Regions from separate parts of the Homo sapiens genome. Here region 2 is linked to region 1. The links are chromatin loops, found by intact Hi-C in ENCODE. Cell type or tissue: OCI-LY7. All regions are shown on one strand. Each heading gives the region's core, and the rest is flanking DNA. Links, peaks and the distances in the headings are about the cores only. Region 1 overlaps UBASH3B (ubiquitin associated and SH3 domain containing B). Region 2 has its middle 22 kb from the start of UBASH3B.

Region 1 (2,918 bases), core at 307-2,806:
TTTAACCTTAATGAGGATTTCTTCAGGGCCCTACGTTTCTTTTTCTTTTTTCTTTTTGTTTTTGAGATGAAGACTCGTTCTGTCACCCAGGCTGGAGTGCAACCTCTGCCTCCCGGGTTCAAGCGATTCTCCTGCCTCAGCCTCCTGAGTAGCTTGGATTATAGGCACCTGCCACCATGCCCAGCTAATTTTTGCATTTTTAGTCGAGACAGGGTTTCACCATGTTGGCTAGGCTGGTCTCAAATGCCTGACCTCTGGTGATCCACCTGGTACTCCTAAAGTGCCAGGATTACAGGAGTGAGCCACTGCACCCAACCAATACTACATTTCTAAATCTGTATTTTCAAAGACTTTAGCTAAAGACTAGAATGTGTAAGTTGCACGTGTGTCCGAGCTATGCCCACCCTTTCCTGGGCCGTGTTTAGTACCGCAGCCACATCAGAGCAGAATTGCAGGTGGCTAATGGCCCCTGCCTTCCCATCTGTACAGAATACACGGAGAGCACCCCAGTTCTAGGGCAGGCCGGAGTCTGTTGACAGACATTTCTCCTTATCTTGTTTTCACATCAGCTGCAGCACGATTTCTGTTCAGAGCAAGCGTGGGTGGGGGTTCCTCCCGCCCTGCCCTGTGCTAGCTGTTAAAATAGGAGGGTGGTTTACCGTATTGTTTTTCAAGTAAAGATCAGGCCACCAGGAGTTGGTGACTCCAGTGGGTCACTGGCGGTGTTTGTTCATAGCAAAGAAAAGTCAGCCCAGCTCTTTTGGGGATACATCAGTAATCTACATAGCAGCCATTTGATTTTGAAGATTAGGGTTTGGGGGGGAAGTTTGAAGTTTTGTTTGACTGCTAAGAGGAATTAGATAGCTCTCAAAACATTTTTCAAACTCAAGTAATTGGACTCTCCAAACAACGGGAATGGTGGCATAACAGACCACTAACATTTCAATTGCGCTTTCCAATCGACAAAGTACTTTTACATATGTGATTATTCCCTTTATTACAGAAGAGAAAACTGAAGCTCAGAAATCCCAGCTATTCAGGGGGCTGAGGCATGATAATCGCTTGAACTGGGAGGTGGAGGTTGCAGTGAGCCGAGATCGCAACATTGCACTCCAGCATGGGCTACAAGAGCAAAACTACGTCTCAAATAAATAAATAAATAAAATCCCAGTATATGGTCTGCACACACTACACATTTATACCCACAACTTCAGATTAAAGTGAACATTAATGACCGTACTGAAGCAAATAGAGTTCCAGAGATTTCTAGTGACTGAGGGCGCTAGAATTCGAACCCAGATCCACTGCCTCCCACTTCTGGATCCTTTTTCCTCCACCATCCTCCCTCACACTTGTTTCCATCTTCTTGTCCAATGTGAATTGTTTATTTGCTGCTTCAGCATACAGCACCTCAGTACCTTGATAGTCAGGACTTAGGTTGGGCAGGATAGCCACATTAAATAAGCAAGGATTGAGTCATTGCGTTGCACCATAGATACATGGGTTTACAGCAACTTAGAATAAAGAAAAGAGGAAGCAGCTGCTGTGCTGGGAGCTTCATAGACCTGACACTGTCCAAGGGGGAGTATATTTATATACCTCCTCATTTAATTCTCAAACAGCCTCCGGAAACACATTCTCTCATTTTCATCTGACAGTTAAGAGCACTGGGGCGTGGCGATGTAAGGAAACTTGCCGAAAGTTGCATAACGAGTCAGTGATGGAGCCTGCATTTGAACCTAGATTTGTCTCATTCCAAAGCCAGCCCTGTCCAACCCGCACATTCTCTCAGTGAGGAAACCAGGGTGGTGGAATGACTGCTCTGGCAAATTAAGGGCAGAGCTGGGCTCAGCCACGTAGTCTCAGTGTTCTTGCCAGTATACCTGGCAGATCTCTTCTCTTAGAGTTGGAATTCTCCTCTGTCGTATTAGATGAAAAGTTGTCAACATTGCAGATGACCTCCTCTCCCCCTACCCATACCCCCATAGTCACGCCAAATTTTTGTTGCAATTCACACCAGGCATGGATTTCTATCTTCTGTTGCTCCCCACCTTCCAAAATCTTCCATGCCCCTCATCTAGGCTCTGGCAAAAGTTGTTCCCAAGTAACACTATGTGACCATTTGAATTTTACATTTTCTCCCCACCTTGCAACAAGGCAGGAGAGAATGGCTTTGGAACTATAGAAAATTAGGATGGTATAAGGCTAAAGAAGAGCAAGAAGATGGATGCATTATGTAATGAAAACTGCACTCACAGTATGGGAGAGCCTGGGGCATATGTTTGGTAAGGCAGGTGCCAGCTGTGAGGATACTAGAAACCAGGTGTGGGAGCATCCTGGGTGCCGTGTGTGGAGGCTCACTGAGTTGCTACAATGGTCAGAACCTAAAGCTAGTTCCCTAACTCCCAATGATCCCACAGCCCCCACATTCCATCCACCCGACACCCAGCACTCCCCATGCCTCTGGAAATCTATTTGCTTCAGTACGGTCATTAATGTTCACTTTAATCTGAAGTTGTGGTTATAAATGTGTAGTGTGTGCAGACCATATACTGGGATTTTATTTATTTATTTATTTGAGATGGAGTTTTGCTCTTGTAGCCCATGCTGGAGTGCAATGTTGCGATCTCGGCTCGCTGCAACATCCACCTCCCAGTTCAAGCGATTATCGTGCCTCAGCCCCCTGAATAGCTGGGGCTGCAGGTGCCCAGCACCACACCCAGCTAATTTTCGTATTTTTAGTAGAGACGGGGTTTCTCCATGTTGGCCAGGCTGGTCTCGAACTCCTGACCTCAGGTGATCCACCTGCCTTGGCCTCCCGAAGTGCTGGGATTCCAGGCGTGAGCCACTGCGCCCGGATTGGGATTATTTTTAAATCTTTTCGCCCCTGATGGAGGAGGGGCATGGGAGGGAACTGG
Region 2 (2,918 bases), core at 125-2,624, 64 kb before region 1:
TCCAGTATCCTCAGGCAAACAAGATACACAATTCAACTTAATACAATAAATATTTACCAAAGCTGACTTTGTGGTCAAGCCTAGGCTTGTTGGTAAAAATTCAAAGAGGAATTGAGACAGCCCCAAGAATCCTGGAAAGGTATATATTAGAACAAGTAGTATAAACAACAAGATGGTGTATGCTAAGGGTTCAATGAATTTTTGCACTGCACGTCCCATATGAATTCAGAGGAAGGAGAAATCCTTTATGTTGAGCAGAAGCATGATTACGTATAATCAGTAGTGCCTTAGCAAATACTTTGTACACACAACTTGCCCTACTAATTGCAATAAAATGTGTTTATATCTTGACCTGAGGACTTGCTACAAGCAGGGTCGTAGGACAGAAGCAGCAAGCAGGCACTTGCCAGACTTCAACCGCAAGAAGAAAAGCCAAGACCTTCAAAGCCTTCCGGAGCGGGGACAGTAAAGGAAGGAAGACAGGGAAACAGGATATAAGCAAAGGGGTCCTCTACTGGGCATAATGATGGGTTAAAATGATACTTTGACTAATTTGTCATTTTTTAAAATTTTGCTTTGTCATTATGTAGGAAGCTTAACAATTACTCAATCCTTTGATAAGTTCACAGCACATCCAATTTGCCTGGATTACATCTTTACTCACTTTTCAAGAATTTCTGGGCCAGACGCAGTGGCTCACGCCTGTAATCCCAGCACTTTGGGATGCCGAGGCGAGCAGATCACCTGAGGTCAGGAATTTGAGACCAGCCTGGCCAACATGGCAAAACCTCGTCTCTACTAAAAATACAAAAATTAGTCAGGCATGGTGTCAGGTGCCTGTAGTCCCAGCTACTCGAGAGGCTGAGGCAGGAGAATCGCTTGAACATGGGAGGTAGAGGTTGCAATGAGCTGAGATCTTGTCACTACACTCCAGCCTGGGCGATGGAGCAAGACTCCATCTCTAAAATAAAATAAAATAAATAAAAATAAAAAAGAATTCTGTCTTCCTTAGAAAAAGAAGTGAATAGGAAAGGAAGTACATTTTTTAAGACTCTACATCGGACACTTTATATACATTATCCTATTTTCTCTTGAAAATGAGTATTATTATCACCTCTACTTAATCAATGCAGAAACTAATACACAAAAGTGTAATTAACTTGCCCCAGGTAATATCGCTGAGAAATAACAGTTCGAACTCAGATCCATCTGGCTACAAAGCACGTGGTTTTAAACGACCCTACACTGATTTCCCATTGTCTTCTGTATGTACACCTAGCTATTGATGGTGATGATGATGGTGATGAGGAGAATATTGATTGCAATATGCTGATTAACTCAATTACAGAATCAGGTTCTCATGGTTCTAGAACAGAAGCAAGACAATGTTAACAACCAACACAAGAGGGACCTGTAACACCAGACTATAGGGAAATAGAGAGTTTCTAAAGCCAGCCGGCCCATGCCTGAATCCCAGGAGAGAAGCAGTCCTCGCAACACTGTTGCTGCTTCCAATACAGAGAGTTCAATATTGCATTTTAATCCGTAACTGATCCTCTGATTAATTTTAAAAATTTATTTTTATTTTTATTTTTTTTAGAGACAGGGACTTGCTGTATCACCCAGGCTGGAATACAGGGACGTGATCACAGCTCACTGCAACCTCAACATCCTGGACTCGTGCAATCCTCCCACCTCAGCCTCCTGAGTAGCTGGGACTACAGGTGTGTCACCAAGCCTGGCTAATTTTTTAAGTTGTCTGTAGAATCGGGGTCTTGCTATATTCCCCAAGCTAACCTGGAACTACTAGCCTCAAGTGATTCTCCCACCTCAGCCACCCAAAGTGCTGGGATTACAGGCGCGAGACACCACATCCAGCCATTTCATTAAATTTAAATGAGTCTGTTAATAAGACATTAAGAGGCTGGGCGAGGTGGCCCTTGCCTGTAATCCCAGCACTTTGGGAGGCTGAGGGGGGCAGATCACTTGAGGCCAGCGGTTCGAGACCAGCCTGGCCAACATGGAGAAACCCCATCTCTACTAAAAATTAAATAATTAGCCTGGCATGGTGGTGGGCACCTGTAATCCCAGCTACTCAGGAGGCTGAGGCAGGAGAATCGTTTGAACCTGGGAGGTGGAGGTTGCAGTGAGCCGAGATCGTGCCACTGAACTCCAGCCTGGGTGACAGAGTGAGACTTTGTCTCAAAAAAAAAAAAAAAGACTTTAAGATGGAATTTTGCATGGATTTCAACAAAACTACATGTGGCTTCATCATATGTGACTTTGTTTATTTTTATTTTATTTCATTTAGATTTATTTATTATCTAGATTAAATACAGAAACAATTTTTATGAAAAAACATTTTTAAGTAAACAATCCAAGGCATCTATTTTGAATGGAAACAAGGAATTTTCAAATTTAATCCCAATAACAAATCCAGCATTCTCATTAAAGAAAAGATAGTCAAATAAGGTCACTATGCTCCTGGCTGAACTGTGTGTTTTCAGGAGTGGGAGCGAGTGAGAGAGGGAGAGGATCAAATATAAAAAATCCAGAAAAGAGAGGGGAAATAGAATGAGAAACAGATGGTCTCAGATTTCCAAACCGGAACATTTTTTTTCTTTTTGGGGGTTGGTTAGTTACCATTTGTAATCTGAACCAAAAAGAGGAGGCAGTTACAATTGCCTTTTAGTGACAACTCACACAGCTGGTGGTGGCTGGAAGTCAGGCCAGCAACTTCCTGGATGCAGGGTAAGGCGAGCTCCAGGCCCTTTGCCCCACCCCACACGCGGTGCCGGCTACTGTTCCTACCGCTCCTGGTGCCTTCCAGTTTAGGGCTTGGTTCAGGCTGACTGAGAGTATCTCTGGTCCCACGGAGCCAGCCTTGGTTTGGGCCCTGTGTGTGGTTTGTTGTTGTT

Evidence for each region. Peaks named below come from ENCODE experiments on the same cell type or tissue, not always from the same donor. Only the 100,000 strongest peaks of a DNase experiment are listed, where the experiment ranks them.
Region 2: a loop joins it to region 1, with 4 times the contacts of the local background. A loop is called at or near these places in 8 of 110 quality-filtered maps.

Annotation. Positions count from the first base shown.
Region 1 is chr11:122,696,290-122,699,207 of GRCh38, forward strand. All of the region lies in intron 1 of UBASH3B (ubiquitin associated and SH3 domain containing B), which reads left to right. Among named protein-coding and RNA genes, the nearest start is that of UBASH3B, 42 kb to the left of the region's middle. In OCI-LY7, for the core only: no CTCF peak of the experiment used is centred there; DNase peaks (open chromatin) are centred at 502, 1,612 and 2,302; H3K4me3 peaks cover 2,398 bases; H3K27ac peaks cover 2,500 bases.
Region 2 is chr11:122,631,998-122,634,915 of GRCh38, forward strand. No RefSeq gene overlaps it. Among named protein-coding and RNA genes, the nearest start is that of UBASH3B, 22 kb to the right of the region's middle. In OCI-LY7, for the core only: a CTCF peak has its summit at 1,392; a DNase peak (open chromatin) is centred at 1,424.